Linked DNA regions of Homo sapiens: all the other regions are linked to region 1. The links are chromatin loops, found by intact Hi-C in ENCODE. Cell type or tissue: endothelial cell of umbilical vein. All regions are shown on one strand. Region 1 overlaps LOC124901750 (a long non-coding RNA gene). Region 2 overlaps LOC124901750 (a long non-coding RNA gene). Region 3 overlaps CALD1 (caldesmon 1). Region 4 overlaps CALD1 (caldesmon 1). Region 5 overlaps LOC124901750 (a long non-coding RNA gene).

What was found. Peaks named below come from ENCODE experiments on the same cell type or tissue, not always from the same donor. Only the 100,000 strongest peaks of a DNase experiment are listed, where the experiment ranks them.
Region 2: a loop joins it to region 1, with 10 times the contacts of the local background. A loop is called at or near these places in 25 of 110 quality-filtered maps.
Region 3: it touches region 1 in a loop (11-fold over the local background); 36 of 110 quality-filtered maps call a loop at or near these places.
Region 4: it touches region 1 in a loop (12-fold over the local background); 37 of 110 quality-filtered maps call a loop at or near these places.
Region 5: a loop joins it to region 1, with 18 times the contacts of the local background. A loop is called at or near these places in 24 of 110 quality-filtered maps.

What each region holds. Positions count from the first base shown.
Region 1 is chr7:134,630,251-134,635,250 of GRCh38, reverse strand. All of the region lies in intron 1 of LOC124901750 (a long non-coding RNA gene), which reads left to right. Among named protein-coding and RNA genes, the nearest start is that of BPGM, 14 kb to the left of the region's middle. In endothelial cell of umbilical vein, a CTCF peak has its summit at 2,145 (motif pointing left); DNase peaks (open chromatin) are centred at 2,090 and 4,220; H3K27ac peaks cover 2,257 bases.
Region 2 is chr7:134,753,464-134,758,463 of GRCh38, reverse strand. All of the region lies in intron 1 of LOC124901750 (a long non-coding RNA gene), which reads left to right. It also overlaps a transcript of CALD1 not described here. Among named protein-coding and RNA genes, the nearest start is that of CALD1, 24 kb to the left of the region's middle. In endothelial cell of umbilical vein, a CTCF peak has its summit at 2,806 (motif pointing right); a DNase peak (open chromatin) is centred at 2,863.
Region 3 is chr7:134,952,518-134,957,517 of GRCh38, reverse strand. The region is part of intron 9 of CALD1 (caldesmon 1); the gene reads right to left. Among named protein-coding and RNA genes, the nearest start is that of AGBL3, 31 kb to the left of the region's middle. In endothelial cell of umbilical vein, CTCF peaks have their summits at 2,901 and 3,116 (motif pointing right); no DNase peak of the experiment used is centred here.
Region 4 is chr7:134,941,100-134,946,099 of GRCh38, reverse strand. CALD1 (caldesmon 1) reads right to left here. Exons shown (of 15, transcript NM_033138.4): 7 at 4,863-5,000. Among named protein-coding and RNA genes, the nearest start is that of AGBL3, 43 kb to the left of the region's middle. In endothelial cell of umbilical vein, a CTCF peak has its summit at 2,059 (motif pointing right); DNase peaks (open chromatin) are centred at 2,119 and 4,729; H3K27ac peaks cover 1,124 bases.
Region 5 is chr7:134,699,378-134,704,377 of GRCh38, reverse strand. All of the region lies in intron 1 of LOC124901750 (a long non-coding RNA gene), which reads left to right. Among named protein-coding and RNA genes, the nearest start is that of BPGM, 55 kb to the right of the region's middle. RefSeq lists silencers at 406-616, 1,187-1,481. In endothelial cell of umbilical vein, a CTCF peak has its summit at 2,914; DNase peaks (open chromatin) are centred at 1,587 and 2,897.

The DNA.
Region 1 (5,000 bases):
GTGAAGACTTTTTGTGTTTTTCTTTCATTTTACATTTATTAATTCAAATTCTATCACAAGGAAGAGCTGTCCCATCTCCCCTATTTATTTATTTATATCAGTATGAATTCATGGAAGCTTATTATATTTTATGGTTTATAATCCAATACTATACTGTTGACTCTTGAATACCATGGGAATTAGGGCCACTGACCCCCATGCAGTAAAAAAATCCACTTATAACTTTTGGCTCCCAAAAAATTTAACTACTTCCAGCATACTGTTGGCCAGAAGCCTTCCAGAAAACGTTATCAATTAATACATATTTTGTATATGTATGATATACTGTATTCTTAAAATAGACAAAATAAAATGTTATTAAGAAAATTATAAGGAAGAGAAAATATGTTTACTATTGATTAAGTGGAAATGGATCATCATAAAGGTCTTCATCATCGTCGACTTCACACTGAGTAGGCTGAGGAGGACGAGGAAGAGGAGGTGTTAGTCTTGCTGTCTCAGGGTGGCAGAGGTGGAAGGAAATCCATGTGTATGTGGACCCTCACAGCTCAAACCCATGTTGTTCTAGGGTACACTGTATTTATTTTGCTGCTCTGATTGTTCCAGGTTTGGCAATTAGGAGCTCCTTAGTGATTGGCTGCTGTGTTTTTGTTTGTTTTTGTTTCGTGGAGCATTTTCTTACTCTCTGGCACTACAAGATATTCCAAGATCATCTTGTTTATTACTTGCCCTAGCCCTGGAATCAGCTATTTCTCCAAGGAAGCTGGTTCCTTTTATTGCAGAATGGTGTTTGAAAACCAAAATCTGAGCATTAGGTGTGAAATTGGCTAAAATTTCTGACAATTTCATGTTGGTGAGAATGCAAAGTAATAAGCTCATAGGAATTGGTAAAACTAATTTGGAAAACAATTCGGCATTAGCTGTAAAGTTGTAGGTAAGTACACTTCATGAACCAGTAATTTCATTCCTAGGTGAATACCTTGGAGAAAGTTTGGCATATGTACAGCAAGAGTCATATACAGCTTTGTTTATGATAGCACAAAACTGAAAATCACCCAAAAGCCCAGTAGTAAGAGAACAGATGAATAAAATGGAGTACTGTAAGCTGTGAAAATGAATGAACCACAGCTATACACATCAACACGGATAAATCTCAGATACATAATTTTGAGCAAAAAAAAAAAAAGAGAGAGAATGATTTCATTTACATAAAGTCCAACAATATGCAAATAAATAATGTATATATTTGTAGGGATGCATAAGTGATAAGATGATACAACTAGAACGAAAAGGAAAATTATTACAAAATCCAGGTTACAGGTTGGGTATGGTGTGCAGTTGGGCTTCAGAGATACTGGTAATATTTCTTAGCTGAATGGTGGGTTAATCACATTCATTTTATTTAGATCATATATATGTGTGGAATATTGCATAATGAAGAAGGAAGTGAAGAAAAAGTAGGGGGGAGCTAGGGGAAAGGAAAGAAAATATAAAGAGGGAAGCAAGAAAAGAAGGGCAGGAAGGACACAGGAAGGGAGAGAAGGAGGGAAAGAGAACCAAAAGAGCACTCCTGTATGTGCTGTGGTCTTCGGATCCGGTGAAGTTCAGATTGTGACACCAAATATATGTGTGTCTTTAGATGAGCCACTAAACTCTAATAAGCCTCAGTTTTCACACCAGTTAAATTGGAACAACGTGCTCTGGCCTGTGTAGTTCACACTGTTATTGTGAAGATAAAATGGAATATTTACATCTATTATATTTATACCTATTATATCTATATAATAGCACTTCAAAAAGTGTCCTACAATGTAAAGCAAAAAGAAAAGTAATACATCAAGTTATCATCTTGATTCCTAATGCCAGATATGGTGTATCTCGATATTTACATGTAATTTCATATTCAGTGACTATTTAACTTACATCCCAGTCCTTTCTCAACTAAAATATAAAGAAGAAAGCAGACATTTTGCTATGCCTTTCACAAAGGTTAGTTTGCTCTTCTGACAAAATTTATAGAAGAGCAGCTTACCGAAAACATTCTGAACTCTCAGGCTGTGGAACCTGAGGTATTTGCTCGTTCTGGAAGGGTAATGTTGGTCTGCTCTCTGGTGGTCAGAGAAGAAAGCACATATGAAGGGGTTGTCAATCCGGTCTCAGTTTAAAAAAATACATTAATAATCAAGATAGCAGCTACCATAATTTATTATGTGCCAGGTTCTGTGCTAACTACTTAGTTCTCATTATCTCGTTTAGTCCTCACAACAACCCTGAAAGATATACTACATCACATTAGCCTCATATTTTTAGGTGAGAATTTAGGGTCACAGAGATTTGAATTAAATGGCCCATGGTCACCAAGTGAGTGATGGACAGATTGCCTCCTCAGAGGTGTCTGTGGCCAAAAGCCCACACTCAGCATCCACCTCAAATGTCTATTGGACAACTGAGATCTCCTTAGAGATCTTAACATCTTGTGGTACTTTAATTGTCTCATTGTCCCTCTTCTTTACTTGGAATAATCATCTTCCCTGTATTTTGACCAGACCCCAAACTGGCTACTTCTAGCCTCCAACTTCTCTAATTACTGACTCTTTATCTTTTGCTTGCTTTATCTTCTATTCTATTAATTAAATTAATTAATTGATTCTTTTATATTATGTAAATAAATAGTATTTACACCATATAGTATTTACACAATAGAATATTTAATATTTAGCTATTCTTTAATTTCTGAAATAAAAACCTACTTGGGCACAGTATATTTTCTAAATATACTGTTAGATTCAATTGTTACATGTTTTATTCAGGATTTCTTATCTATTTTTATTTGAGAGCCTGGTCTGTAATTTTCAATGACTGTTAGATTGTAATTCTAGGTTATTCTAACCTTGTGAGATGAATTGCAAAAGTTCCTGGTTTTGATGCTTTGACATAATTTGGATATCATGGAAATGATCTACACTCTGAATGTCTGATAGGGTTTTTTTTGCATAGTCATTCAAGCTTAGAGATGTTTTATAGGGTAGATCTTTTCATATGCTGTTCACCACCTCACCTTTTCCCTGACCTCTGCTGCTAGCTGGTCTATTCCTGTTTCTTATCTCTTCTTGAATCAATTTTGTTAATTTGTGTTTTCTGTATAATCAGCCATTTCATCTAGATTTTCAAGTTTATGGCACCAAAATTTTATGTTGTATTTTCTTATAATTTTAAAATATCTGTTTTCATTGTACTTATAACCCTTTTGCTATTCAGGTTGCCATCCTTTCTTATTGACTGCAGTAACCTCCTGACTGGTCTCCCCACATCCACTACTTTTCTCTGTGTATCTACCTCATCTTTTATCATTCCTTGCTGAATCCATCTATAGTCAAATAGAGCTATAAGATCTTAACTGCAAACCCACACATCAGAGAAAGCTATTGAAGTAGCAAGGTGGTTGTAGTCTCTTGCTAGCAGATCTGTACTACAAATCACAGCTGGGAGCTGTGGGACAGAGTCCTGTGCCCATTCTTGGGTATCCAGAGTTGTCATTATGTCACTTTCATCTCTAGCTTTTCACACACACACACACCCACACAGACACATATGTACACTTGCCCTTCACTGCTCCCTGCTGTACCCAGCCTAGCTGCATCTATCCAATATACCCTGCCTCCATAGCTCACCTCTGTTACTGGAGGAAGTGAGGAGGTGCTGTATAGGTTATCTTGGAAAAAACAAGTACAACACCTGATGACCAAATGGGAGTCCACAGTGCTACAAGCAAACCTTCAACCATGTGACAACCTTCACTAAACAAACCACTAAAGAAACTCCAATCCAGTTCTACTCAGGCCCACTCTGAAGGGAGGTGGATAAATCCAGAGATAGCAGTCAAATCTTGACTGCTTTAAAACTACCCCCAAATCAGCAAAACATATCCACCTTTTAGAATTTCAGACCCCAGCCTGACTCACCTCATGCATGTACACCTCTCTTTTTTCTCTTAACCTCTTTCATCACATATTTACCATTTATAGCTCTTAGACACCATGACTTTGATGTACAAATCAGCTCTTTCTTGGCCTCTAGCTAGAGCTGCTTTTCATGTTTAATCCTGAGCAGTATTCATCCTTAGCAACTGAGGAAGTTGAGCTGTATACATACACAATGACTGTGTCCTTACAGTATGAATTATTTTTTTAAACATACAATTGAGGATGTATAGTCATAGAGAATGTGCTTCTTTCAACAAACAGGTTATGTATGAAGTAATCAGTAAAGAAGAAAACAATTGAATCCAAATAGAGTATTTTTTCTCCTTCTTTGTGGTATGCAATGCCATATACTTGAATAATTGATATTGACTCAGTTCAGTGGTGTAGTGTGATATAATACGCAAGCATGGCCTGGAGTCAGGAGACTTTAGTCTACTCCTATGATCTGTTACAGTGGCTGTGTGACCTCAGGATAAGTCTACACGACCTTGACAATCATTTTAGCATAGTAGTTTTGGATCCCCAAAAGTGCATAGGTGCTTATTCTTTGATGAATAAGCAATATGAAAGAGATACTGTCCTTGTTCTCAAGAACCTTATTATTTTATGAAAATACTACTTATTTTAAGTAATTAACTATAAGGAAACATTTTCTCTCTTTTACCTTTAGGTGTCAAGCTCTTCTAGCCCCTTTTACAGTTAACTTTTCTCCATGTATTTTGCTATCTTTCTAGCCCTCAGAAAAATAAACATGGTATAATCATGGTTTAAGAAACTAAACCAAACCAAACCCTGTTACCCATGGTTTATTATTCACATCTCACTTCCTTTTTTTTCTTCCAAAGTCAAAACCTTCAGCGGATATAGAGAAAAACATTCTATTCCATTTACTGCTAGGATTATGATGGACTAGATAGAATGACTCTCCCACTACAATATGACTGAAGCCTGGATGAATTTCAAATATAATTTTTAAAACACTGCTACTGAGACATTTATTCCTCCTGATGCCAAATA
Region 2 (5,000 bases), 120 kb before region 1:
TAACTTCACATGCTTATATCCCAAATGACCAGTTCACTTAAAGTTTAAATGTACATGAATTTTTCATTCATTTGCTAGTAATATGATTAATATGGTTGATTATATATGTTATAAATGTGTGTGCCTATATATTTATAAATGAAATATACTAGAGTCAACAGGCAGTCATCCCAGTTCTAAAATGAGATGGTTCAACAAGAAAGTCCCTAAAGTGTTTTCAGTTCTAACAATCCATAAGTCTTGGAGTTTTGACTTTAGCTTTGCATCATCTCACACAGGCTTTAGGAAAGAAGCATAGAGTTGCACACAACAGTCTGAATCAGCTAGCATCACCCGCACACTCAGCATGTGGAATGTACTTGTAGAAAGTTTCTGGGTGGGCCCACGTAAACTGTGTTTGCTATACTGAACAGAGTCCCTGTGCTCAGCTGGTTACAAGTTTGACTCAAGGTACGAGCCTTGCATTGTCATCAAATAGATGCCTGTGCAGAATCAATAATACCTGTGTGGATAAGCAAGCCATCCTCCTGTAGAGCCATTCTGAAAGTTTTGCTGGACTCCTTTTTTTTTTTATTTTTATTTTTTTAGACGGAGTCTAGCTTTGTCGCCCAGGCTGGAGTGCAGTGGTGTGATCTCTGCTCACTGCAACCTCTGCCTCCCGGGTTCAAGCAATTCTCCTGCCTCAGCCTCCCGAGTAGCTGGGATCACAGGCGCGCACCACCATGCCCGGCTAATTTTTGTATTTTTAGTAGAGACAGGGTTTCACCATGTTGGCCAGGCTGGTCTTGAATTCCTGATCTCGTGAACCACTCACCTCGGCCTCCCAAAGTGCTGGGATTACAGGCATGAGCCACTGCACCTGGCCTCCATATTTTTAAAATAGTCATACAGGAGACCATTTGAACTCTTGTAAGACAAACCCTGATAAGAACTCAGGCCTGGAAACTGCTAGAAGTCTCCAGGCTAATTACATGAGTAACGTTTGCAGTCTGTGGAATGAGGTCTTCAAGGAACACAGACCTGCAAATTGTAAGCATCAACAAGCGAACATACAGGATAGATAGTAGGATCTATCTATAGGCAGAGCCAGGAGGATCTTTTTGGATAGAGAAACGTAGAGAATGGAAGTGGGAGGTGGAAGGAGAACAGTACTGTGCACTGCACAACTCCAGGGGTCGTCATTCACATTCTAGTCTACGTAGGCTGTGCTCTCCAGAGAGAAGGAAGAGTAAAGTAAGTGCAGTTTTCATTCAGTTGCACCATATGGAAAGCCAATATGGAGAATAATGTTTATGCTTCAGGGGTTTATTTGATAGCCAATAACTAAACAACTAAGTGTCTCAGGCTTAAAAAAAAAGCCCAAGAAAAAAACTAAATTGACTCAAAATTTTCTGGCAAAGAAAGCAATTCATGCCAAGTTCTAATACCATATGCCTTAAAACAGCAAGAGCAAAACAGCTACTCTGAATGAAGCAAATCAGTAAAGTGCCTAGAAAAATGAGCGTAAGTGGCGGTTTTCAAGTTACGCATAGCGCTACTTTCAGTCATTCTGCATATATTTATTCACTGACTACTATTTGTCAAACTGTGCTATTGGATGGCATTTAAGGTTCCTACGGGCCCATGGAAAAGCTCATATTTATATTTTTGAACTCTTGTTCTAAATTATCAGTTTACTTAAAAGATATATGAATTAATTTTATTAATACACTATGAATCAAGTTATGAGTTTCAAGTCATAATAATATTCAGGAAGAAATAAAATCAAGTTGGCTGCTTCACTGGACACCAAGATCTGATCTAAGAATCATGCAGGTCCTCAATGTGGGAGCTTTAAAAGATAACAAAAGGGTTATTTAGACTGAGCCTCCTGTCAGAAGTGAGAACTCCATATAATTTATAATACATAGTTTATTATAACATCAAGTTATATACTATGAATTAAACTTAATATAGAGTAGATTTTTATTTAAACCCAAACTCTCACTAATAGATCATGATAACCCATGACTACTGTAGCTAAATGAATAATTTCTCCAAATATAATTTTAATCATAAGAACAGAATTCAGAGCCTCAAAATGGACCTACAAATATAGGAAAAAAATGCCATATGATAGAGATAGTATTTAATTTTTGAATTTTTTAGTTTTAGGTTTTTTTTAATTTTTAGTTTTTTTTTTTTTTTTTTTGAGACAAAGTCTCACTCTCGTTCCCCAGGCTGGAATGCAATGGTGCGATTTAGGCTCACTGAAACCTCCGCCTCCCAGGTTCAAGCAATTCTTCTGCCTCTCACCTGTAATCCCAGCACTTTGGGAGGCCGTGGCGGGTGGATCACCTGAGGTCAGGAGTTCAAGACGAGTCTGGCCAACATAGTGAAACCCTGTCTTTACTAAAAATACACAAATTAGCAGGGCATGGTGGTAGAGGTAGTATTTTAGTTAAGGGATGTCTTTTGGATGTCTATTCAATAATTTGTTGGTATTATTGGTTATCCATTTGGACAAAGATAATGTTTAGATCCCTATCTCACATCATCCACCAGTCATTTCCAGATAGATTAAATATATGAGCATAAAAAGTAAAACTATAAAAGAATCAGAGGAAATACAGGAAAATGTTTTACTTTGGGTAGGAAAGATTATCTTAAACAAGACTCAGAAGGCAAACAACACAAAGGAAAAGAATGATAAATATGACTAGAAAAACAACTTCTACACTGTGAAAAATAACACAAGTAAAATGTAAAGACAAGAGACAGAGTAAGGATAAAATATTTACATATTTATCACAAACAAAAGCTGACTGCCAGTTATGGCTGTGCAGGCTGTGTACTGTACACCACCGGGGGGAGCCATTCAAGTAGACTACAATGTGAATTGTGCCCTGAAGGAAATCCATAATCTATAAATCACTCCTATATCAATAAGAAGAAAGATAAGCCACCCAATAGAAAAATGGGCAAAGAATATGGGAAGTGGATTCATAGAGGAGTAAAACCAAATAATAGTAGGCATACACAAAAATGTTCAATCTTACTTGTAATCAATGAAAAGCAAATTGAAACAATAATGAAGCATATTTTCACCACGCCAGTAATGAAAAAAAATACTTAAATGCAAACAAAGAAATACCATTCCAGAGAAGCAACATTTGAAATATGTGGCCGGGCATGGTGGCTCACGCCCGTAATCCCAGCACTTTGGGAGGCTGAGGCAGGCAGATCACTTGAGGTCAGGAGTTCAAGACCAGCCTGGCCAACATGGTGAAACCCTGTCTCTACTAAAAATACAAAAATTAACCAAGAGTGGTAGTGGGCGCCTGTAATCCCAGCTACTCAGAAGTCTGAGGCAGGAGAATAGCTTGAACCTGGGAAGTAGACATTACAGTGAGCCCAGATTGGGCCACTGCACTCCAGCCTGGGTGACAGAGTGAGACTCCATCTAAAAATAATAATAATAAAAAAAAAGTAAAATATATAGTAGTGTTGAGTAGAGTAATGTAAAATGGTATTCTCTTGCCTTACTAGGTGAGGTATAAATTTGACAATACCTATTTAAAATAAAAATTCATCTACCCTATTGTCTAACAATTTTACTTTTCCTGATCGTCTCTAAAGAAACCTTCACACACACATATAAGCTATACATTGTATTTATACAATTGTTTGTAATTGTATACATTGGAAACAGCTTATTTGTCCATAGTTAGCGTTTAGTAGTTGAGTAGAATGAACTCTATATGTGGTGAAATGAAAGATCTCCATTATAGACTGTTGAGTGAAAAAAAGTAATTTTCCTAATGATATATGTGGTATTATTCCAGTTATATAAAACACACATGAAGCAATATCATACATGTATTTTCTTGTATGTCAAGCAGTCCTTCCGGGACTACACATCTGTTAACAGAGGTACCTCTGGGAGCCAAAAGGGATTATACATGGATATCAGCAGTGGGTTTTAGGTTTACCTTTCATATTTGGTTGAAAATTAGAGCATATGTATTATTTTATAGACATTTTCTTTTCAACTCACACTTCTGTGCTTGTACCTTGAGACAAGGGTGGTATTAAAAAGTCATGAAGAAGACATGATACAGAATTTTTTAAATGACAGCAGCAATTTATAAGCGACAGTGGCCAATGCTAACATTTATAATACACACTTAGGTTTACCTAAAGAAGATGGTCTTACTCATCATTTTCTCTTCTCCCTTCTCTTTATAAAGTCTCTCCTTTCCACATCTCAGGCCCCAGCACAGGAACCTACCCCCTAGTCACCTAGGCTTTCTCTCTCTCACTCTGTTGTGACTTCCTCACCCAGGATTCAAACCCAGGCTGGTTTCATCCTATGACAAGAAGATGGCTATCTAGATGGATGGGCTGGGACTTCATCTCATCCCACAGAAGTTACGTGTTAAACAAATATGGTCAGGGCTGCCTGTGGAGATGTCCCCAGCCTCCTGCCAGAGAGAAGGGACTGGAAGTCAGAATCTAACTGAGATGGTTGAATCAGATGCCTGCTTCAAGTCAATGCAGCTAGGGGAGCTTGCAAAGCCAGAGTTTGCAACAGAGTGGGCAAATACTCAGAAGGAAATACAAATTTCTGGAGTCAGAGCAGGCCAGGGAGGGATCAGCCGGCATCTGGGTATCAGAAGCGTTAAATTATAGACAATAGCTACAAGACAATTTGTAGTCAAGGACCAGCACTACAAGGCAGGAGAATAAAGAACATGAAGGAGAAAGGGCAGCAAGAATGGGAAGAGGCCCCACCGTTGTCCTGTGTGCATTTCTGCATCTCTGCATCTCTGCCTTGCAAAGTCATAGTCTTTGCAAGGCAGGAGCCACCCTCAGGGCAGTTGGCCTAGACCAGTGCTTCTTACCTGGTGTGCTTTAAGAAAACTAGTAATGCCTAGGCTGCATCCCAGTCTAATTAAACTAACATTTCCTAGGTGGAGCCGGATGTCAGTATTTTTCAAAACTCCCCAAGTGATTCTCCA
Region 3 (5,000 bases), 320 kb before region 1:
AACCTGGGAGGGAGAGATTGCAGTGAGCCAAGATTGTGCCACTGCACTCCAGCCTGGGTGACAGAGTGAGCATCTGTCTCAAAACAAACAAACAAAATGCAACAACAACAAACAAATAATTTTTTCAAAAACACACACTGTTACCCTTTAGGATGTATTTACTAGAGACATACCATGCTATTCGAGTAACAAAATTTTCCCATAATGTTTTAACTATGTATTTGGTATGTAACAGGATTGAATAACTAGGAAATGTGAACTAGTCCCTTATTGCTTAACCTGATTTCCTAACTTGACAAGGGTCAATGATCAAGCCTATTGCTGAACTTAATTAGCCTTGGAACGTAAAAGGCGGGATACAGGTAGAATGAGGATGGGGCACAGCTCATCTGTAATGGCTGAGGCTTCCCATGAAGCCCCTCTTAGCCCAAGTGTGAAATGAGGAAATGAGCCCAGAGAAACAGGGTTGGACATAGAAAAAATCAGCAGTTAGTAGTCTTTGATGAGTTCTTTTTTTTTTAAAGCTAGGAACTTTTTTGCTACAACTGAAGCTGCTAAATCAAACATTATATTTTACTGAAACTGTAACACTTAAATTTAGATGTTAGCAATAAGCAAATATTTGTTGAATCCATGCCACACCCAACTCCAGGCTAGAAATATCCTCTACCACCCATCACCTATCAATACCATGAGCAAATACCTTCTTTGCTTATGACTGCATGTGCCAAAGCACATGCACGCTGAAAAGTTCCATTTTCTTCCCTGTTCAGGACAGTCAAGAAATCTACTGGATTTTAGTTGCCCTAGGCTAGTATGTTTGAGTGGCCCCTTGTCTCAGTGAGTCTTGGTTAATGTGAGAAATTACCATAGACTGGGTGCCTTAAAACAACAAACATTTCTCACAGTTCCGGAGACTGGGAAGTCTAAGATTAGGTTGCCAGCATGGTTGGGGTCTGGTGAGACCTCTCTTCATGGTTTGCAGATGGCCACCTTCCTGCTGTGTCCTCATATAGTGCAGAATAGAGAGGGAGCAAATAAGGTTCTGTGTCTCTTCTTACAAGGGCACTAATCCCATTAAGGGGGCCTCCACCCTCATGACCTAATTGTCTTCCAAAGATCCCACCTCCTAATACCATCATATTGCAGATTAGGATTTCAACATATGAATTTTGAGGGGATACACACAATTCTCCAAGATGTGAGGGGTTCTTTCTGACCCAGACTGGTCTGGGATTCATGAGCAATTAATAAATACCACAGAGTTTTTTTTTTTTGAAAACATGCTTCCTCTCTAATATCAGTTGAATAACAGTTTTATAGATACTAGTAAGAGCATTTCATTCTTTCTGATGATTTCCTACAAAGACAAAAGCAAACTCTTACTTAAAAAACTATGCAAAAAAGTACTATAAGTAGTGCTGACTTTATGGGATATATAAAACATCTGTAAAGTAACTCTTATTTTTCTGATTTTAATTATAAACTTAGAAGTATATTTCTGTAGAAAAAATTCCCAGGTGAGTAAGGTGAAACAGTTTAGAACTATGCAATGCACTGGCACTTTTAATAAATATTACCCATCCGTCCGTCCGTCCATCCATCCATCCATCTATCCATCCATCTATCCTATTTTTATCCCTGCCAGCCTGTCAGCCAAACAATTAGCCAATAAATAATATACTCAGTACCTTCTATATAAAATTGAATACTAATAAATAAAATAGTGCTATTGATCGAACTGTGTCCCCCTAAAATGCATGTGTTGAGGCCCTAACCCCCAATGTGATTGTACTTGGAAATGGGGCCTCTAAGGAAGTAATTAAGGTTAAATGAGATCAGAGCGGTGGAACCCTGATCCTACAGGATTGTTATCCCTACAGGAAGACACACTAGAGAGCTCACTTGCTCTCTTTCCTCCATGTGAAGACACAGTAAGAAGGCAGCCATCTGCAAGCCATGAAGAGGGCTCTCACCAGAAACTGAATCTGCTTGCACCTTGATTTTGGACTTCCAGCCTCCAGGACTGTGAGAAATACATTTCTATTGTTTAATCCATCCAGTCTATGGTATTTTGTTATGGCAACCTAAGCAAGCTAAGATAGACAAGGTCTTTTTCTTTTTCTTTTTTGAGACAGAGTCTCACTCTGTTGCCAGGATGGAGTGCAGTGGTGGAATCTCGGCTCACTGCAATCTCCACCTCCCGGGTTCAAGTGATTCTTCTGCCTCAGCGTCGAGTAGCTGGGACTACAGATGCGCGCCACCATGCCCAGCTAATTTTTGTATTTTCAGTAGAGATGGGATTTCACCATGTTGGCCAGGATGGCCTCGATCTCTTGACCTCATGATTCGCCCACCTTGGACTCCCAAAGTGCTGGGATTACAGGTGTGAACCACTGTGCCTGACTGACAAGGTCTTATTCTTTAAGGAACACAGAATTTAGTAGGGAAGACTAGTAAAGTATATAAAATAAAATATTTAAAAATTAACAGTAGGTACAATATTAAAGAAAAAAATGCTGTGTGTATAAGAAGTAACTATCTGGGGGAGGTGGAGAAGGCTTTTCAGTAGTGTTGATATTTGAGCTGAGATTAGTAGTTTCTGGTTTACATGGTTTCAGAAATGAGTTTATGAAAGTGAGGAAGGAAGTGCATGGCTTAGCCAGGAAAGGGCATTTCTGGCAAAGCAAGCACATGTACAAAGATTTGGAGAGCCACAAGGCACGCAGCGTGGTGAGACTGGGGATAAAGAAAAATTCAGTGTGGTGGGAGGATAGAGGCACTGCAGAAGGGGATAGCGGAGGTGAGAACTGTTCTTTGTCCCACCTGCAGCATCTTTATGACTCAGGGATCATCTTTCTAACCTTGGCCATGGCATTTATTCAAATCACCGAGATTCTCAGATTCCTACTCCTCCTTTTGCTTCTATCATAGCTAACATAGCCTGACTTCATCATTGCATTTCGCACATTTTGTCAGGATGCACTGTCCGTTTACTGATGCACTCCTGCTAGAAAATATCCTAACTTAGTGGCTCTAAACAATTTGTACTGAATTTGTATATTAAATGTTCTGTTTAAGGAATTTAACAAGGGAAATTGGTTCTTCTGAAGACCAAGAGGTGGCAGTATTGTCTCGATAAAACTTGGAATAAAAGCACACCATTCGTTTTAGAAAATTGGTGCTCTCGTTACTCCACACCCTGCCCCAACCAATAAAGGCAATAGAAATTAAAAAATCTTTGAATTTAATTTACTTAAAATCTATTCTTTATTGCATATGAAAATCAGTCACTGCTAACATAATTTAATGATGAAAAACTAGGTACAGACTTTCCCAAACAAGGAATAGAAATCATGAGATATTTTTTAAAAATACAGTAGTTGGTAGTATTTTGATGTCAAATAGCAAATATTTTTCCTCCCATTGGTATTCTACAATGCTAACTTGTGACCACTTATAAAAGTTGCAGGGCCAAGGGTATCAATAGCTATCCCAATTACATTGTAGAATATGAAATTGAGCTTGAAAATCAGAGTCACAGCAAGTTCTTCAAGGCACATACATGGAGGGAAGCATAGACTGTCTGCCCCTGAATATGTGTCTCTCTTACATAGAAATTTAAAATAACCTAGACCTTTTTTATACATCTACTTTAATCAATTGCAGACAAATGCCTCTCCATCAGAGGGAGTAGATAAATGGCTTCCTGGGGGTACTAGATGAAATGGGAAGCCAGCATCTGGCTGAGGGAAAGACCAGAGAAATAGGTACGTTGAGAAATTTGGTAGAGAAGAAATAATTAGAGGAGGGTAGGGTAGGTTGTAGTTTCTCCTGAAAAAAAAAAACAAAAAAAAAAAACCACAGTAGAATTTGGAAGTCTAGATGACTACTATTTTCTTCATGTTACCAAGACTGTTCAAGGAAGGCTTGGGTGGGATTTTAAAGAAGGTAGAAAGAGAGAACATGGTTTTCTTTTTCTTTTCTTTTTTTTTTTTTGAGACGGAGTTTTGCTTTTGTTGCTGCCTCCCAGGTTCAAGCAGTTCTTCTGCCTCAGCCTCTCAAGTAGCTGGGATTACAGGCATGCGCCACTGCGCCCAGCTAACCTCTGCCTCCCAGGTTCAAGTGATTCTCCTGTCTCAGGCTCCTGAGTAGGGATTACAGGCACCTGCCACTTTGCCTGGCTAATTTTTGTATTTTTAGTAGAGACGAGGTTTCACCATGTTGGCCAGGTTGGTTTCAAACTCCTGACCTCAGGTGATACACCTGCCTCAGCCTCCCAACGTGCTGGCATTACAGGTGTGAGCCACCGCACCTGGCCTTGAGAATGGTTTTCACACTGTTAAACGGTTAAAAAAAAATCAAAAGAAGAATAATATTTCATGACATTAGAAAAGCACAATAAAATTACATAAAATTCAAATTTCAGAGTTTATAAATAAAGCTTGCCTACTCCACAAGGCCTTTCTCTACTCATTTTGCTCTGCTCACTTTTGTAATTCTTGAATTGTTTCTTTGAGGCAGTCATTAGAGCCATCAGGGCAGCCACCTTGCTTTGTTCTTTCCCTCATAGGACATAGCATGCATTAAGTATTTCATAAATAATCAGATATTAAATGTATAATCCCTCTGTGGCTTAGTTTAAATTTTCCCTGAAGCAGACCTTGAGACAAGGGTTCAAGTACAAATAATTTATTTGGGAGGTATCAGAAATATGACTGGGACCTAGACCATCATAAAGACTAAGTGAGCCGGGCATGGTGGCTCATGCGTGTAATCCCAGCACTTTGGGAGACCAAGGTGGGCGGATCATGAGGTGAGGAGTTCGAGACCAGCCTGGCCAATATGGTGAAACCCTGTCTCTACTAAAAATACAAAAATTAGCTGGGCATGGTGGCGTGCACCTGTAGTCCCAGCTACTCGAGAGGCTGAGGCAGAAGAATCGCTTGAACCTGGGAGGCGGAAGTTGCAGTGAGCCAAGATGGTGCCACTGCACTCCA
Region 4 (5,000 bases), 310 kb before region 1:
AAAAGTCTTGTAGTGGCCTTACTAGTCCTTTCCCGTAAGTTACTGGTTAACTTGGGTCTGCCTGGAGTAATGGATCAGGAGGGAAGACAGAAAGGTTCAGGCGCTGGGAATGGGAAAAAGTGGCTGTAACTAAGGGTAGGCATTGAAGTAAATCCATCTGTCCACAACTGTGCCTTGAGCTTGACTCTAGCAGCTGATCTCTGGCAGACGAAATTACCCATTGCCTCTTGATTAAGAGCTAAACACAGTGATTTATGTCTATTCTTACAGAGCTGCTCCAGGAAAGTCCTTAATGACTGCATTAACCTATGGCTTCAATTTGTGAATTTTCTATGCTCTTTGACCCCAATACAACTGGAATACTCCTTATACAGACTTAAAATTATGAAATTAGCTTGGTATGATGTGGTTAAGGTTATTACTTACATGTCATTCTTTATGCTCTCTAAACCCTTTTCATATCCACTACTTCATTTAACAGTCACAATAACTGGGAAGATGTCAGGTTAGGTTTATTATCCCCATCTTACAAACAAGGAAACCACAGGTAAGACAGAGAATAATATACTCAAACTTTTGGAAGCTAGAAAGCAGTCGAGCCATGATCAGATTCTAATGCTTATCTATTAGTTGTACTCTTCTTGTAACTATAATTATACCTGAAATTAAATACGTTTTGTTATGAAACAATGAATAAACTGAAATAGAACATGTTATTCCATCTCTCCACCTCTTACCTCAAACCTTCAGGATAGAGTCTGAGAGAAGCGTTTCCTACCTCTGTCTCTAGAGTTTCTACAGTCTAGGTCTAGCTACCTTCCGTGCCTGAGATGAAGCAGAAGCTTCATCAGGTAGAACAGCTTATAAAACAGGAAGAAATGGGTACGTTTTTATGTAAGTAAGAACTAAAATTGAAATTATGTTGAATTTTCTTTTGTGATTAAGGAGGATACACAGGGATTTCATTGCAGAATTGGGAACATATTAAGACTTCAGACAGAATGCTATCCCAAGAGTCCTTATGGTAAAATTTTATTTTGGAACTGGTATTTTTAGTATTTTACACAACTATAAAAAGATGAAGACATATCATTAGCACCTACTGTGACCCCTGAGTTTCTTTAATAAATTTACTGTATGATACAGTTAGAACACTGATAATTTTAAAACATGTCGATACTCAAAGTAGAACTTCAGTAGAATGCAGAGTTTTCACTAACACAGAGTTCACCTAAGTTGGATTTGCCTGGGACTTCACTAAGCAGAATTTAGTGGCTTAATTTAGGCTTGAAGCCCTTGTTATAAGTAGTCTTTAAGAGACAGAGATACAGCTTTGCCATTTAAATACTTATTAGCAAGTAGTAAGGTCATTCTTAACTAGATGTCAACGTAGATATCCTATTCCTGACACTTTTGTCTAAGGAACAAAGGAATTATCACACCCTAACATCATTTACTACATGTAAAGAATGGTACAGTGTTTCTAGCTGTGAAACAAGAGGAAGAATAAAACAAGAAATGGGCTCAAGAAATACACTGTGCAATATTGATTTTATAATATATATATGTATATTATATATCATGCTTTTTAAACACTGAAGTAGTTCTGAATATCCTGTGTCCTCCAGAACAATAATTTTCAAGCTGCAGACCAGAAAATCAATTTAGTAGATTGTAATCAACATTTAAAAAAAAAAAAAACAGAAAATATCAGAGTGCACTGCATAGAGCAAAACAAAGTACCATTTCTTGACACACTTGTTTCAGTTATAAAAATATATACAGGTGTGTACTGGGTCATTATGTAAAATTTATTTCTTACTAAGGGCTTAGGTTAAAAAATTTAGAACTATTGGTCTAGGCTCATGCCAGTTACAGGTAAACTTTTATTTTGAACTCAAACAAGGTTAAAGGGTCCCTCAAAACCTTGCTGTCAAAGGCTCTTTCAGGGTCTTCTAGGTTCACAGGCCTGTGACTCCTCTCTCAGTCAATTTAGGGTCTTTCCTTCCAAAAATGAGTTTGCTCTCTCTTTGTGTTCATCATATTACTGTACAGGAACTGGACCGGCAAAACACATGCCTATAGAAACATCTATGGATTCCACTAGGTGTCACTCAGTCTTCATTTTGGACAATCAAAATGTCCGTCATTAGGGACTGGCTAAATAAGTCCTAATACATCCATCCAGTAGAATCTAATATCATTAATTATAGGCTTATATTTATTGGCATAGAAAGCAAGCTATGACACATTCTTATGCACAGTGCAAGAATCAATGTAAAATTATAAGTATACTCACACACGTATATACTACATATAAATATACACACGTGTGTGCATTTATCTTGAATATTATATACATAGATAAATATCTGGAAAAAGTGTTACTGCTAGTTATCTTTGGGTGGTGGGTGCTTATTTTTATTCTTCTATTTTCTGAGCGTTTTTATAATGAGTATTTTTTTCTATAATCGGAAAAAATCTTTTAATTTCTACCTTCAAAAATAAAAAATCAAAAAACCATTTTGCACTTTCTATAAAACCCTTGGTATAATTTGCATCGCTATATCTTGCTCATTGAATTGAGATTTTTATGTCATGTTTTAGAGAAAACGAGTTACAAGAAAATGCAGATATCAAAGGGAACAGTAATTAAATCACACATAAGCAGCTATGCTCAAAACAGGAGCAAAAGTTTTGTTCACACCACCTCTGCCTATGTGCATGACCTCAGCATTAGGGTGCCACTTAATGTGGAAATCGTTCCATAAAGTTCTTTCTCCCCGCACCCCACCCCCACCACCCTACCCCCGTCCTTGGCTTCCTTAGGTGTAAGTCAAGATGAGTATCAGGCCTTTGACCATTAAGAACACAGCTTGTTTTCAGTGAAGCTGGTAGGTACTAAACTTACCTAAATAGAGGCTAGGCGGATACTCTCTTCCTCTCTCCTCATTTTATATGTATATGGAGCAAAACTATACTTCTCTACTTCAATCAGCGTGAACTTCTAATTGAAACTAAAACTCACATACGTTGGTGGCTAAACAAAAATAAATAATATGGTAGCAGCTTGTTCCTGTATTTTTTTTTCCTGCCCAAAATAGAAAAATTAAGGCCAGAGTCACACGTAAGTGTTCTTAGCACTTAACTTGTCACCATCTCTTGTGACTATTCCTTTCTTCGAATTACCCAGCTTTTTGGATTTCTACACAATAGGCATGTTAATTATTAATTTGAGCTTTGAAGCTTGTTGGCAAGTTTGCTAATTGTTAAACAGACTTTTTTCTACTGACAGATTTTCTTAAACGTTATTTCTCTTAACAAAAAACTTATACCTTAAAAGAACCTTATGTTTACAAGACATCTTTTAAACTATTAAAAAATAGTAATATTAGGTAATATTCATTGAACACTTTTCATGAACCTAACACTATTCTAGGGCTTTAAAACATTAAACTACAGACACTTCAGCAAGTTTTAGACTCAACTTACCAACCTGAATCAACTCGCTTTGTAGATTTTCTATGAATGTTCAATAAACTTAATTTTCACATCTATTCTCTTGGCAATCCCAAGTAATATCTATAGATTCTACCTTTCTTACACCTTCATCATTTTATTTAGATCTTTTATGTACACCTTTTCTTCTGTGAGCTTTAGGTTCTCCTTTGGATAAATATGAATAGGTTTCTGCTTAAATTTACGTACAAAAAAATTGTTTTGGGGCAACCGTATTTATCCATCTTAGCCTCTTGGATGAGACTGAAATATCCATCCCTAGTAGCTCCGCCTGCTTTTGAATATTACAAAGGCTTTGGTGTGAGGAGCATGTCAGATTTCTCCCTCAAACCTGCTTGATGACTTTCTTATTTGAAGTGTTCAGAAAAACAGGGTCACTAGGCAAGCCTGCAGCCAAGGAACAAGCCCGGGGAAATCCACATTGCAGGGACCCAAGACTCCTCTCCGGCACATCTGGCACAGCAACCAGTGACAAAACAGAGGTTGGAATTTGGCCCCAGTGGTTGGAGAGAGTGTTTTGTGGGGAAGGAGCACAGGAATCACGTAGCCAGCCCAGTGTCTGCACCTCAAGTTCTTCTACAAAATTGGTAGAGAGCTCTCAGGATTCGACTGTATTTAGAAATGAGGATTTACCTGAATATACTGGTCTCGTCTGTCTGATAATCAGTTGCCCAGATTTTCAGTTTGATGGGGTAAGGGATTATGTTGAGGGGAAAGCTCAAGCTATACAAGAGAGTTTTTCCAAACTGTATAAAATAGAGCAGTAGGTCCATACCTCTCACTCCCTCTTAGAGACTTCCAATGAAAATGAACATGAAGGGCTCTCAAAGTCATGTGGTAAAGAAATCTGAGGAATTTAGCTTAATCCAGTGTTTCCCAAGTATTTCGCCACAAAACAATCTTAGTCTTATGCAATATTTATTTACAACCTTTAGAAAATGCATTCTTGAAAATGGTACTGAGAAAGGTCTCTTAGGAAGGTGGTCAGACCATATAGAGAATCATTGAATGACATGAATCCCAGTTATAATGTTTTCTAATACACTAATCTCACAAAAGGTCAGTGAACAAAAACATGGATGCCAAGCATGATCTGCCTTTCAAAATAATGGGAAAAGCAGACTAAGCCCTGTCTGAGCGATGACTGCTGGTCTTCTGTTAGTGATATAAGAACTGGACCTGCTGACTGAGTATCTCTAAGACAATGGCTAATGACCTCACAACAAAAGCATGCTGCCTGCTTAGCACGTTTCTGTCTGGAAGCACAGGATGGGAAGACTGACTTTTTTTTTTTTTTCTTTGCATGTGAACACAGTTTCTATTAACTAGTTGCTACTTCTTACCTGAAAGTATTCTCAGTATGTTTAAGTTTGTGGGTCATGAATTCTCCATTCTGCGACTTAACTTCTGTAAATCCCTTCTTTCGATCCATGAAGCTCTTAACTTCTTCTTTGGGTTCTTTGTCCTTTTTAATCTTTTCA
Region 5 (5,000 bases), 69 kb before region 1:
TATGCAGAAAAAAAAAAAAGTGGAATGAAATCGCAGAAAGGCTTAGCCAAGGGCACTTTGAAATTCACAATACTCTATCAGAAAAGTCTCTACAGAAACAGTACTCCTGTAGGCTCTTGGTTATAAATATTTAAAGGTCTGAACACACGGAATGCCAAATTTGTCTATCGGCTCTGCAAATAAAACAACCTATTAATTATCCATTAGTACTACACATTTCCTAATTTATACATGCCTCAAATTGAGCTGTCCCTCCCTTATACAGTGGTTTGGCTGCTCCCTGGGGTGACCTAAGTGAGTCAGCTGCAAAGGAGACTGATGCTTTTATTTGCAGTTTGTTCTCAGCCTTTGACCTCAAAGAAACTGCTTTCGTAAGCGGGTAGGACTCTGCTTGGTGGGGGTGGCAGGGGGCAAATGCTTTCAGAACAACCCATCAGTGACATCCTGTGACCTGCAACGAAAGGCCTATGAGAGTAAGGGCCTCCTTTCTCAGCACGCCTTTCTCCTCACCCTAGTAATGCCTCAGACCATGTTTACGCCAGAATTAACATACTTCGGGGAAGCATGCAAAAGGAAATCAAATCTCCCTTTGCCTGGGCTTTGAGAATTTCTGAGCGATTTCTCACCTCCATTCTGCCTTATGCTTAGCTCTCTGAACACGGTGGCTTAGAAGAAGAAGCAGCACTGAGATCAAACTCTGCTTCTCTACCCCGAACACCTTCTGTCTGAAAAGAAGCAGAGAAAAAAGAAAGAGCTGGTCCTTGTTTTGTCGGTGAGAAGAATGGACCACATCAGTGGTTCTAAACCTGAAGCCTAAGAGTCAGCTGAGATGCTGGTTAAAATCCAGATTCCTGGGTCCCATCCCCAGTGGCCCTGGTTCATTAGTTCAAATTCCCCTGCGGATGGCTTCCAGACTAGCTTCTAGGGAGACATGGTAATCACTTAGTCCACCCAAGCTGATACAGCCTAAGGTTTTATAGGTCATTGACCCCCGCTATTCCTGGCAGCCTGGGGCCAGACAGCCAGTTCTCATCAAGCCTTTAACCAGTCACTGCCTCACTGATGTTAGATGTGACCTGGGCTTCCTGGTCAAATTCCTGATCATCCTGTCTTCCTCAATAATAACAACTCAAAGTTCCCGTGTTCTTCTTCCTCTGTAGTCAGAGATACCTTAAAAGCAAGGCAAAGAGAAACAAGAGAAGCTGGTTTATAGCTGAAGGGAAAGGCTCTTTGATCCATCTTTCTCTCACCACTGCCTGCTCCTTCTGTTCCATTCCTTCCTGTAATAGGCACAGTCATCATTTTTATGTTTTTTAAATAAATAAAAGCACAATCATGTCAGGGCTGAGCAGCACCTTTGAGAGGATCTGATCCCCTTCCTTACTGTTCAGGCAAGAAAACTGAAGACAGAGGTTAAGGAACTTGCCAAACGTCACAGCCAGCAGAGGTAGTGGTGGGATTTGAACCCAGGCAGTCTGGCTCCAGCACGCAGGCTTGTAGCCAGAATGTTCCACAATGCATAGATGCAATAAGAAAGCTGATCTAATAGCACAAGACAGGCGAGCATAACAATGTCGGGAAGACCCATGCAGAGGGCAGGGGAAAGGTTATCCTTGTGCTATTCTTGTAATTTTGTTCAACAAAATTGTCAGCATGTGGGCAGAAAAAGAGGCAAAGCCACACACTGTCTTAACCATTTGTAAGCACAGACTATATCACAAAGGGGATTAAAGCTCACATGGTCGGATTCTGGCCTCTCTCACTCCCTTCTCCTAACTCACAAGAAGAGTCAGGCAGCCTGGGCGGGACCGGACCTCTCATGGGCTCCAGCAGCCTGGAGTTCTTCTTCCCATGCTGCCTCTTCCCAACTGCATGGGTATTGTTTCTTCTGTAAATCGGGGAGAGGATTGTTCAACGGGATTACTGTGGGTGCTTTCCAACTCTGAAGTTGCAGGTGTGTCCCACCCTTGAGTGGCAGGGGTAGCTTTAGTGTAGCTTTCTATGCAGCTGAGGGGGACAGTAAATGCATGATCACATGCATTTTTACAGACTGGTTTTGGGTCGATTCATACCTCAAACTCCATGATGGAGAGAACTTTCATAGCCCTTGTAGCTCCTCTCAGCATCTAGAGCAGGATTCTGCTGGTGACAGGTATTTAGCAAATATGGCAGAGTGGCTGTTCCCAGGCCCAGAGCCACTTGCGGGTCCCCCAGAATCTTGATAAGACTCCTCCTTCCATAAAGCTTCTTCCCCACTCCTCCTATCCAAGACTGGATTTAGGGGGCTCAGGATTCTACAAACAAAGCTGAGTGACCCTGTGACCTTGTCATCTCACAGTGACTAGACAAGAAGATAGCCTATCTATCTCCCTGACTCCTGGGAGGCTGCTCCTCCTGGTCTTTATAGAGGCCTGGCTGGAGACAAACTATTGGCCATTTTGCTTCTTGCTTGTTTTGCCTTGGGTTTTTCACAGTTTTCTTGATAAAACAAAAGGTGTTCAGCCTCTTAAAGTTTTTGCCCAGTTCTTACCCTTGACAACAGCACCTCATCACCAATAGTCAGTAAATTTCATTTCTCCCATATCCATATTTCCCTTGCTTCCAGGGTAGGGGAATGGGTTTTGGCCCTGGTTTCATACAGCTGCAGAATGATTTCCAGAATGACGTCCCATGATGGCCATGTGAGAGGAAACAGGCACGAACTGCCACCTGGGAGTGATTTCTGGTGAGACATTTCATCTTCCATGGTGGCTGGCTTAACAGTCAGGCTGGTGAAAGCCAAAAGTTCATCCTCCAGGAATGTTCTGGAGGTTATGCCGCCTGGAGGTAAAGGGTTATTCTAAGCCAGTCTCAGAACTTTGGACCTTTGATGTCTAATTCAATGGTTAGAACATGGGCTAAATGCTTTTGATCCCTAGATGGGGCCAGTGAGCTTGGTTTAATTCAGTGGCCTAAAGCCCACCACTGACTATGTTGGTGAATTTCAGTGTAGTTATTCAACAGGAAGACCAAAAGGAGAGGCTTCACCTCAACTCCTCTCAAGCTGGTGTGCTATCCCAAAGCAATTTGAAATGCCGACATTGATTTGGCAATGATGTATATGAAGGAAGAGTTATGAAGCTCAGTATTAAAGACTGACGTTTCTACTTCTTCCATGCTTTCGTTATGTTAATGTCGCCTCCACATTACCTTCAGATGGAAAGAAAGAACATCACATGAATGGTCAACTACAAAAATTAACTATTTTCAGTCCTGGATTAGGTAAAAAATAATGTATATGGCAAATCATGAAGTTAAGTATTTTCCAAAAATATTTTTTACTGCCTTAACATACTGGAAAAGCAAAAGAATAAAGATGTTCTATTCAAGAATGTAAGTTTATAAATAAGTGGGGGAAAGAAAGGAACATGAGGCCGGGTGCAGTGGCTCACGCCTGTAATCCCAGCACTTTGGGAGGCCGAGGCGGGCGGATCACCTGAGGTCGGGAGTTCGAGACCAACCTGACCAACATGGTGAAAACCCGTCTCTACTAAAAATACAAAAATTAGCCGGGCGCAGTGGTGGGCACCTGTAATCCCAGCTACTTGGGAGGCTGAGACATGAGAATAGCTTGAACCCAGGAGGCGGAGGGTGCAGTGAGCCGAGATCATGCCATTGCACTCTAGCCTGGGCAACAGAGCGAGACTCCATTTCAAAACAAAACAAAACAAAACAAAACAAAATGCAAAAAAAGAAAGGAACATGATCAGGGAACTGGGAGGACCTGGGAGAGTGTGAGTCCACATGGATGAGGATCCAAGCTCAGAGAGGCCATGTTCTTTCCTAAGGTCACACAGCTTAGATAAGGGTTAAAATAAGAGAACATTTAACCCATTTATACCCGAGATTGCAATTTTTGAATTTTTGCAATCAGACCTTGGTGATGACCCTAAGCAGTAGGATATAAATAACTCCCACGTGCTCAGCGTTCCAGTAATGGAACACTAGGCATAAATGGGTTTTAAACAAGTAAAAAGAAAAACTCATTTTTCTGATTCCTAGTATAGTGCTTGTTCCTCTACATAATGTTGCTGTCTAGATTTTTTTTTTTAGATTGTTCATCCATTTTGGAAGCCTAATTGGCAACATAATGGAATTTTCTGAAATCCACAGAGAGAAAAAAAGAGCCAACTACATTCAGTTTTTTTTTGTTGGCTTGTTTTGTTGGAATGTATAAACAATTCACCAACAGACATCATTTCATAGTCTGAAAGGAGTGGAGAATTAAAGAGATTTTGTGCTCAACCTCTCAGTAGAGGAAAGCCCTGTGACATCAATGCACAAGGCTATGGTTGAATTATTTTGGATTTGAGGTATGTGTGTGGGATTTGAGGCATGAAAAGAGGTAAGAGAGGAATTAAAAGGAATTGTTGCTTTCTGGAGAGCCCCGAGTTCAGATACAATGACAGTGAGCTGATCTACGTCTCTTCTTATAAGGAAAATACCATCACTCAGCTACATTTCTGAGAAAGAGAAGCTTTCTGTCTAAAAGAGGACCACAATGAGTTTGTTGAGCTAAATGACTCTTTTGAAGGAATGTTGTAACAAGGAATGGCTAAACGTGATTTGAAATCAGCTGGGTTATTCAGAAAACTTGCCTATTTACATGAGCGCATCCAGCCATTCACGGTTGCCCACGTAGTGCAAATCCTTTTGCTTCTCCATCACTGGAACGCCTTTCCTTGGGGCGAGCCTCTTCTCAGCCTTCAGGAGCCAGCTCAAATTGCACCTAATAAAGTGTAGCCTTCTCATACTGGCCCAAGGCCAAACTCCTTTGTCAGCTTTGCATCTATACCTCAATATGGAATTTACCAAAATGATTCCTTTCTGCCTTTCCTTCTCCATTTGATCATCAACTCCTCAAGATTAAGGACAGGGTCATATTTATCTTTACACCCTAGTGCTTAATACAGTGCCTGTACATGTGATGGTTGATTTTATGTGTCAGTTTGGGGGCACAA